Regions from separate parts of the Homo sapiens genome. Here region 1 is linked to region 2. Evidence: read pairs that join two places in POLR2A ChIA-PET (ENCODE). Cell type or tissue: OCI-LY7. All regions are shown on one strand.

What was found. ChIA-PET counts read pairs that join two places held together with the same protein. Peaks named below come from ENCODE experiments on the same cell type or tissue, not always from the same donor. Only the 100,000 strongest peaks of a DNase experiment are listed, where the experiment ranks them.
Region 1: POLR2A ChIA-PET joins it to region 2 with 10 read pairs; 4 of 35 experiments call an interaction of 5 or more read pairs at or near these places.

The regions. Positions count from the first base shown.
Region 1 is chr16:4,311,766-4,316,765 of GRCh38, forward strand. GLIS2 (GLIS family zinc finger 2) reads left to right here and starts at 4,302. Exons shown (of 7, transcript NM_032575.3): 1 at 4,302-4,489. RefSeq lists silencers at 649-880, 2,843-3,137 and enhancers at 2,417-2,929, 2,930-3,442. In OCI-LY7, CTCF peaks have their summits at 2,237 (motif pointing right) and 2,443; a DNase peak (open chromatin) is centred at 2,246; H3K4me3 peaks cover 706 bases.
Region 2 is chr16:3,682,232-3,687,231 of GRCh38, forward strand. TRAP1 (TNF receptor associated protein 1) reads right to left here. Exons shown (of 18, transcript NM_016292.3): 4 at 3,765-3,905. Among named protein-coding and RNA genes, the nearest start is that of DNASE1, 30 kb to the left of the region's middle. In OCI-LY7, no CTCF peak of the experiment used is centred here; no DNase peak of the experiment used is centred here.

The sequences.
Region 1 (5,000 bases), 630 kb after region 2:
CCACTGCCTGTCCCCCACCTCGACAGCTACCTGATGCTCCAGGGAAGTAGTGGGTTAGAGAGCACAAGCTTTGGATTCAGACTGCAGACACATGGAGACTGCAATCTGGACTATGCCTCCTACTAGCTTATACAACCCTGGACAAGTTAGTGAACTTCTTTGTGCTGTTGTCATCCATATAATGAAAATGTCCAGTAGAGAGAAAGAGCTGGGGATGGCTCACACCTGGAATCCCAGCACTTTGGGAGGCTGAGGCAGGAGGATCACTTGAGACCAGGAGTTCATGACCAGCCTGGGCAAGATGGCAAGACCTATCTCTAAATATTATTATTATTTTGAGACATATTCTCACTCTGTCACCCAGGCTGGAGCGGCACAGTCTCAGCTCACTGCAGCTTCCACTTCTCGGGTTCAAGTGATCCTTCTGCCTCAACCTCCCAAGTAACTGGGACTACAGGCCAACACACCCAGCTTATTATTATTATTATTTGAGACAGAGTCTTGCTCTGTTGCTCAGGCTGGAGTAGAGTGGCGCTATCTTGGCTCACTGCAACCTCCACCTCCTGGGTCCAAGCGATTCTCCTGTCTCAGCCTCTCCAGTAGCTGGGATTACAGGCGCACACAACCACGCCCAGCTACTTTTTGTATTTTTAGTAGAGACGGGGGGCTTCACCATGTTAGCCAGGCTGATCTCAAACCCTGACCTCAGGTGATCTGCCCGCCTCAGCCTCCCAAAGTGCTGGGATTACAGGTGTGAGCCACCGCGCCCAGCTATTATTATTTTTTTTAGATAGGGTCTTGCTCTGTCACCTGGGCTGGAGTGCGGTGGCATGATCATATAGCTCACTGCAGCCTTGATCTCCAGGGCTCCGGTGATCCTTCCACCACAGCCTCCCAAGTAGCTGGGATTACAGATGTGTGCCACCAGGCCCAGCTAACTTTTTATTTTTTGTAAAGAGATGTGGTCTCTTGGGAGGCCGGAGCGGGTGGATCACCTGAGGTCAAGAGTTCAAGACCAGCCTGAGCAACATGGTGAAATCTCATCTCTAGCAAAAATACAAAAAATTAGCCGGCATGGTGGCGAGCGCCTGTAATCCCAGCTACTTGGGAGGCTGAGGCAGGAGAATCACTTGAACCCAGGAGGCAGAGGTTGTAGTGAGCCGAGATCTCGCACCATTGGACTCCAGCCTGGGAGACAAGAGCAAAACTCTGTCTCAAAAAAAAAAAAAAAAAAAAAGGTCTGGGGTGTCATTATATTGCCCAGGCTGGTCTCAAACTCTTGGGCTCAAGTGATCCTCCCACCTTGGCCTCATAAGAGTGTTGGGATTACAGGCGTGAGCCACTGTGCCCGCCCTGTCTCTATTTATACAAATAAAAATAAAAGTAAAAAAATAAAATGTCTGGTAGAGAAAAAGAACTGGTCTGGAAGTGGCTCACACCTGTAATCCCAGCACGTTGGGAGGCTGAGGTGGGAGGCTTGCTTGAACCCTGCAGTTGGAGGGAGGCTACAGTGAGGTAGGATAGAGCCATTGCAGTCCAACCTGGACAAGAGAAGGAGACCCTGTCTCTAAAAAAATTCAAAGAAAAATAAAAAAAGAAAGACTGGTCTTGCCAAGAACTGGAAGTTTCTTTTTTTTTTTTTTGAGATGGAGTCCTGCTTTGTCACCCAGGCTGGAGTGCAATGGCATGATCTCAGCTCACTGCAACCTATGCCTTCCAGGCTCAAGCGATTCTCCTGCCTAAGCCTCCTGAGTAGTTGGGATTACAAGCACGCACCACCATGCCCGGCTAATTTTTGTATTTTTAGCAGGGATGGGGTTTCACCATGTTGGCCAGGCTGGTTTCAAACTCCTGACCTCAAGTGATCTGCCTGCCTCAGTCTCCCAAAACGTTGGGATTACGGGCGTGAGCCACCACGCCCAGCCAATTTTTAAAAAATATAATAGAGACTAGGTGGGAGGTGGGGGTCTTGCTATGTTGCCCAGGCTGGTCTCCAACTCCTGGCCTCCAGGGATCCTCCCACTTCGGCCTCCCAAAGTGCTGGGCTTACAGGTATGAGCCACCGCGCCCGACCGATAAACATTTTTGCTAACAGATTTAAACTAGCGTCTCCTGTACCTTTTTTCTACACACCTCGACCCCAGGGCTGCAGTTCTGCCTGCCTGAGGTCGGATGCGGTCGGCTGCAGGGCAGGGCTCCGGGCTGAAGCGCAGCGATTCCCGCCGCCGTGAGGGGGCGCTCTGCGGGCCTCGGCCTCGGCCCTTCCGGACGCCCGCACAGGTCGCCGGACCCAGAGAGTCGGCCCTTAATAGCCCCCTCCTGGAAGCGCTAGGTCCCGAAACTGGCCTTCCCCCGGGGCCCATCTCCCGGCTAATGTTTAACCCGGCCACACTCCACATTATCCACACTCAGGAGACCGGGGTGAGGTGAGGGTGGAGGCTGGGGGAGGTCACCTCCAAATCGCCAACTTCCGAGCCTTTGCTCCAGGCAAACGGCCTTCCTACATCCCTTCCAGGTATCAACCTACAGCTCCTGCGCACCTACTATGTGCCCATTTCCACAACAGGTCATGAGCACCTAATATGTGTTCATTAGACCAAAACATGAGCATCCATTACGAGTCCACACCTACTATGTGTGCATTCACCCACAACGTCCTGAGCACCTACTATGTGTGCATTCTCTTAAAATGCAATGAGCATCGATTGTGTGTCCACATAACCCATGAGCACCTGCTATGTGTCCATCTGGGCACCAGCCCATGAGCACCTACTATGTGTGCATTCTCTTAAAATGCAATGAGCATCGATTGTGTGTCCACATAACCCATGAGCACCTGCTATGTGTCCATCTGGGCACCAGCCCAGGAGCACCTACTATGTGCCAAGCCTTGTGCCTGCCATGGATGCCTTGTGATCAAGAGCCACGTGCTTCGGGCTCTGGCGGGGACCGCAGCATCAAATGCACGAATGAAGACGGACTTAAAACCAGCGTCAGATGCCTCACCTCTAGGGGATGCTGATTCTGGGATGCCTTTTTCGTCTCCTAGGCTCCTCAAGGCCAACTGCGCTGGGAAGAGGGGGTGTCCAACAGCAGGAGGGCTGTTTTTTTGAACTACAATTTGCCAGCATACAGCAGAGCAGCAAGAAGATAACAGGGCGGGGGGCACGGGATTAGCCCAAACAAAACACACTCAAGAACGCGAGTCTGTGGTTCAACACGAGGCAGAAAACAGCTGGGCCGGGTGCGGGGCTTCTCCCTCGCGTGTATCCGCTCACTGCACTCGCTGCCCTGGCCGCGGGCGCCGCGCAGGGTGCTGATGTCCAGGAGGGATCTAGACCTCCCGCGGCGCTCGGGCTAGTGGACGCAGGTGGTCCCAAATGCTGGGACCAAGCTAGGAACCAAGCGGAAGCTCGGATTGCTCGGCATCGGGCCTCGTCGTTATTCTACCGTGAGGGAAACTGAGACCGAGGGCACGGCAGGGAGTCGCCCGCCGTCTCACCAGCGTGAGGGGTTGCGCCGGGCCCCGAAAACTGGTTTGCGCCGCCCGGCATCGGGATCCGGGACCTCTGCCCGCCGGGCGCTGCCTGCGCGTTCCTGGAACTGGGCTGGGCGGAGAAATCAGGGCCCGCAGAGAGGCATTCCTGCCGCCTTCCCCGCCGCCCGGGGCCGCAGGGGGGCCTGGCCAAGGTGACCCCGCGGGAGGAGGCGAGGGGTCCCCGCCCGCTCCGCCGCCGCGACCTCCTCCATCTTCCCGGTCTGCGGGGCTTTTCCTCTGGGCCCGCGCGCCCGGCCCCCTCCTCGGGCTTCCCCGAGGGCGGGACGTCTCGGGCTCCCCCGCCCCCCCAGGCCACCTCCCGGCCGTGTCCTAGCGCTGCCCTCGGGCCGGGGGCGGGGCCGCGGGGGGGGGGTGGCGTGAGGATGGGGCCGAGGAGGACGCGCGCGGCTCGGCGCCCCACTTCCCTCCCTCACCCCTCCCTCCCGGTGCCCGCTCCCCGCGGCCGCGCCGCCCTCCCTTCCCCCTCCCTCGGCCCAGCGCCGGCTCCCGCCGCCCCCTCCCCCGACGCGCACGCCCCGCCTGGCAGCTGGCGCCCCGGGCCTGGGGCCGCAGCGGTGAGAGGGGTTTTGCTGGGAGGGAGGGAGCGAGCGAGCGAGGGGAGGGGTGGAGGCCGCCCCCCGCGCCCCTCCTCCTCGCCCTCCTCCGCGGCCGGCGGGCCCTCCTCCCGCCGCCTCCCTCCTCCCTCCTCCCGCCCGCCCGCCCTCCCTCTAAGACATCCCCGCACGGCCCGGCCGCCGCGGCCACCTTCCCTGCCCGAGCTGCAGATGTGGCGGAGCGGCCGGGCGCCGGGCGGCCGTGCCAGGGGAGCCCGCGCCCCGTGAGGCCTCGCGCCCCGGCCCCCGCCCGTCCCGGCCCCTCCCCCGCTCGGCTCCCCGCGCCCCCCGACCGCCGGAGCCCGCAGCCCGGATCCCGACCGCCCCCGCCGCTGAGGTAGGAAGCCCCCCGGGCGTCGCGCCGTGGGGACCGGGCCGGGGCGGGGGGGGGGGGGCCCGCCTGTCGCGCCGGGGCTGCGGGGCCCGAGGGTCTCCTCCCCCGCTCGCGTCCGCGCCCCGGGCCATTGTGAGCCCTCGCCGAGGCCCCCGCGTTCGCTCGCTCGCTGGCTCGCGCGCTCCCTCCCTCGCCGGCTCCCCGGCCGGGTCCCTCGAGCTCTCGGTCTTTCTTCTCCCTCCTTCCTTCCCTCCGTCTGGAGGCCGGGCCGAGCAGCGCCCGGGCCCGGGGCGGGCGCAAACTTCAGCTGGGAAGTTGGGCGGCCGCGGTGGGGGGCGTGCGGCGAGGTGAGAGGGGGGTACCCGGAGCCTGGGCATGAAGTTGTCCGGGGCAGCCGCCCCTCCTCTCGGCCGCGCCGGGGCTGCTGCTAGGAAGGGCTTTGGAAGGTGCCTCCTCCCTTGGCCGGGAGAGTCTCCCTCCTGCTGCCCCTCGCAAGCCCGGGTCCTTCCTTGGA
Region 2 (5,000 bases):
AGAGCTAAAGCTATAAAACCTCTAGAAGAAAACATAGGGCTGGACACAACAGCTCACATCTGTAATCCCAGCACTTTGGAAGGTCAAGGTGGGAAAATTGCTTGAGCCCAGGAGTTTGACACCAGCCTGGGCCACAAAGCAAGACCCTGCCTCTACAAAAAAAAAAAAAAAAAAATTTCTCGCTCTGTCACGCAGGCTAGAGTGCTGGAGTGCAGTGGTGTGATCTCCGCTCACTGCACCTTCCGCCTCCCGAGTTCAAGCAATTCTCCTGCCTCAGCCTCCCGAGTAGCTGGGACTACCGGCACACGCTGCCACACCCAGCTAATTTCTTTTGTATTTTCAGCAGAGACAGGGTTTCACCACGTTGCCCAGGCTGGTCTTGAACTCCTGAGCTCAGACAATCTGCCCGCCACGGCCTCCCAAAGTGCTAGGATTACAGGCGTGAGCCACCATGCCTGGCAAAAAAAATAATTTTTTTAAAGTTAGCCAGGCATGGTGGCATGTGCCTGTGGCCCTAGCTACAGGGGGCTGATGTGGTAGATCACTTGAGCCCAGGAGGTCAAGGCTGCAGCGAACCCTGATAGCACCAATGCACCCCAACCTGGAGACGGAAGAAGATCCTGACTCTAAACAAACATAAAAACCTTCCAGGTCAGGCTGGGTGCGGTAGCTCATGCCTATAATCCCAGCACTTTGGGAGGCCGAGGCAGGCAGATCACACGAGGCCGGGAGTTTAAGATCAGCCTGACCGACATGGAGAAACTCTGTCTCTATTAAAAATACAAAATTAGCCAGGCATGGTGGCACATACCTGTAATCCCAGCTACTCGAGAGACTGAAGGCAAGAGAATTGCTTGAACCCGGGAGGCGGAGGTTGCAGTGAGCTGAAATCACACCACTGCACTCCAGCGTGGGCAACAAGAGCAAAACCCCATTTCAAAAAAAAAAATCTTCCCGGTCATCAAAAACAAGGAAAGTCTGAGAAACTGTCACAGCCAAGAGGAGCTAAGGGGCCAGGACAACTAAATGTCATGTGGGATGCTGGGAGAGAAAAAGGACATGAGGTAAAAACTAAGGAAACCTGAATAGACTTGTGTTAAGAATAATATATCCATACCGGTTGATTAACTGTAACCAATGTAATATACTAACATTTCTTTTTTTTTTTTTTTGAGACGAGTTTCACTCTTGTTGCCCAAGCTAGAGTGCAATGGCGCGATCTCAGCTCACCACAACCTCCGCCTCCCGGGTTCAAGCAATTCTCCTGCCTCAGCCTCCTGAGCAGCTGGGATTACAGGTGCACACCACCACATCTGGCTAATTTTTGTATTTTTATTAGAGATGGGGTTTCACCGTGCTGGCCAGGCTGGTCTTGAACTCCTGACCTCAGGTGATCCGCCCACCTTGGCCTCTCAAAGTGCTGGGATTACAAGCGTGAGCCACTGCACCCGGCCATAAGGTTTCAATCATAAGGGAAGCTGGGTGTTGGAGTAGATGGCAACGCTGTACTATCTTTAAAATTTTTCTGAAAATTGAAATCTGTTCTAAAATATTTACTAAAAAAAAAAAAAAACTATAGATTTTTCAGATGTAGACAGAAATCATCTGTTGCCAGGCGACCCGCACAATGTGATTTTAAAAGGAAATGGTGAGACTAGGCGCGGTGGCTCCCGCCTGTAATCCCAGCACTTTGGGAGGCCAAGGCAGTCAGATCACTTGAGGTCAGGAGTTTGAGACCAGCCTGACCAACATGGTGAAACCCCATCTCTACTAAAAATACAAAAATTAGCCGGGTGTGGTGGCATGTGCCTGTAAACCCAGCTACTTGGGGGGCTGAGGCAGGAGAATCACTTAAATCCGGGGGGCAGAGGCCTCACTGCAGTGAGGTGAGATCATACCACTGCACTCCAGCCTAGGCAATAAAATGAGACTCTGTCTCAAACAAAAATAAAAAGGAATTTGTGAGGGTTTACAACAGGTATATACATAAAATATTTGACATCAAAAGAAAAAGATGATTTTGCCACCGGAATGATACTGTTGTAAGATTCTTACAATGAAGTGTTAAATATCAATTCAAGCTAGACAGTGATAAATTAAGGCTGCATATTTTATTCCCTAGAAAATCCCCTAAAAATAACAAAAAGCAATGTAGCTGAGATATCAGTAGATGAGATGGAATGGCATAATACCTCTGAGACCCCACAAGAAAGCTTCCTTTTCTAAAACTTTAGGTAAGAATAATCTATCAATATTAGTTAATTAATTGTAATAAATGGGCTGGGTATGGTGGCTCATGCCTGTAATCTAACACTTGGGAGGCCAAGGCGGGCAGATCACTTGAGGGCAGGAGTTCAAGCCCAGCCTGGCCAACGTGGTGAAACCCCATCTCTACTAAAAATACAAAAATTAGTTGGGCATCATGGCACACATCCGTAATCCCAGCTACTCAGGAAGCTGAGGCACGAGAGTTGCTTGGACCTGGGAGGCGGAGGCTGCAGTGAGCTGAGATCACACTACTGCACTCCAGCCTGGGCGACACAGCCACACTCTGTCTCCAAAAAAAAGGAAAAAAGATGAAACAAATGGACCATGACGCTCCCATCGGCTATTGAGAATAGAAAAACTGGGTCCCAAAGGATATAATGGAGCTCTAAATTACCTGCTCAAATTTTCTGTAAATCTAGAACTGTTCTTTAAGAAAAAAGAAGACAAAAGACAAAACCAAAAATCATTATTGTAACATAAATGGTCTTAGTACCAGGAAGTACTGGCACATGAGGACTGGCCCCTCTGCTAAAGACCAAGAATCATGTCCCCATGACCCCTTGCCCCAGCACATCCATTTTCAATCATCTGCAAGGAACCTCTGTGCTGAAAACAGGAGGAAAGCACAGGGCGCTGCAGCCCTGCCCACAGGGCCCATTCCACAGCCAGGCCAGCTCAGCAAAGGCAGGGAGAGAAGAAACCCACTCCCCACCCAATCCTTATGACCAAGGGCTATGACAAACAGCTGGCACGTACCACGGGGCTCAGTCTGGATTCTCTAAACCCAAGAGGGAGTGCGTAAAGCTGACACCTCACAAAAGCCCCTCCTTTAATTAAAACAGCCATCCCTTCACAAGTCCATTCATTCACGCGTGCCTGCATTCATTTATGTGGCATGACCTTCAGAGCAAGCCAGCACCCTAAAAGGGAATACTCAGATCCCACCGAGGCCAGTCTGTCCACCTCTCCACAGAGACAGACACCCCCGCAATGACGCCGTGACCCTGGGATGACAGGTCCTGAGGCAGCTGTCTTTGGATGCAATGTCTCTCAGGGCCCCTACCTGATCCTCTTTGGCCTAACTTTTCAGCCTTAAAATTTCCACAAGGCTACAGCAGCAGCCACAGCACTGCTTCGTCGGCATTTTGAGGGGAAAACGCAGTTAAAAATATGAAAAGAGTACATTAAAAATAAGATATGTTTAGATATGTTAATACCTGCATATACCAAAACCCTGTGTGGCCATATGCTAAGATGTTACCAGTAGTTATTGCTGGATGATGGGGTGATTTCAAATTTTCTTCTTTTCTGCTTACCTGCTTTTCCAAAATTTTCTATAATGAATGAGTGCTACTGTAACACTAAATTATAGCCAGAGTTATCCTGGTGGTACGGACGGCCAGTACGTCCCTGGGACCCGAGACATCACTAGAAGGCGGATCCTGTCCTTGCTGCATGGCCGGGCCTGCCACACGCCTGGACACTGAGGGAGGTACCTGGATGGTGATGGTGCCTTTCTCGGCATTGGTCTGCAAGTGAATCTCCATTTCTGGCAGTGCTTGGCCGTCAGACACCAGTTTGTGACGCAGTTTTTCCAAGGCATCGCTGGCATTGGAGATCAGCTCCCGTATAAACACCTACAGGAATAGAAATGGGAGGCACAGACAATGAAGGACACTCATCCTGCAGGATCTATCTGGTCAGCTGCACTTCCAATAACTGTTAAAAGGTAGAGGAGAATAGTCAATTCTCAAAGCATAAAGAGTTTCTGCTTTAGTCAAAGGCAGTTCCTCTGGGCCGGTCACAAAGTGACTGAAGGTGCTGACTTTCCTTTCAGGATTTCTTTGAGAGTCTCACTCTGTCACTCAGGCTGGAGGCTGCAATCACGGCTTATTGCAGCTTTAACCTCCTGGACCCAAGCAATCCTCCCACCTCAGCCTCCTAAGTAGCTGGGCCCACAGGCATGCACCACACCCAGCTAATTGTTTTAAAATTTTTATAGACACAGGGTCTCGCTATGTTGCCCAGGCTGGTCTTGATCTCCCAGGCTCAAGTGATCGTTGTGCCTCCGCCTCCCAAAGTGTTGGGATTACAGACGTGAGCCACGGTGCCTGGCCCTTTTCAGGATTTTTAATCAAGCCTGAAGTTACGTGTCCATCTGTTAATTATAACTTTAAGAAGAGCCCTCTGGCTGGGGTTGGGGGCTCATGCTTGTAATCCAGGCACTTTGGGAGGCTGAAGCAGGTGGATCACTTGAGGTCAGGAGCTCAAGACCAGCATGGCCAACATGGCAAAACCCAGTCTCTACTAAAAATATTAAAATTAGCTGGGCGTGATGGAACACACCTGTAATCCCAGCTACTCAGGAGGCTGAGGCAGGAGAATCGCTTCAACCCACAAGGCGGAGGTTGCAGTGAGCCGAGATGGCACCACTGCACTCCAGCCCCGACAGAGAGAGACTCTGTCTCAAAAAAACAAACAAAAGAGGCCTGCGAGGAACAATTTCTTTCCCAACTCCTGCACAGGGATGACGGCATATCACTCAAACATCCATTTCTCCTTGATATGGTTTGGCTGTGTCCCCACGAAAATCTCACCTTGAATTGTACTCCCATAATTCCCACGTGTTGTGGGAAGGACCTGGTGGGAGATAAGTGAATCATGGGGGCCGTTTCCCCAGTACTGTTCTCGTGGTAGTGAGTAAGTCTCATGAGATCTGACAGTTTTTTGGG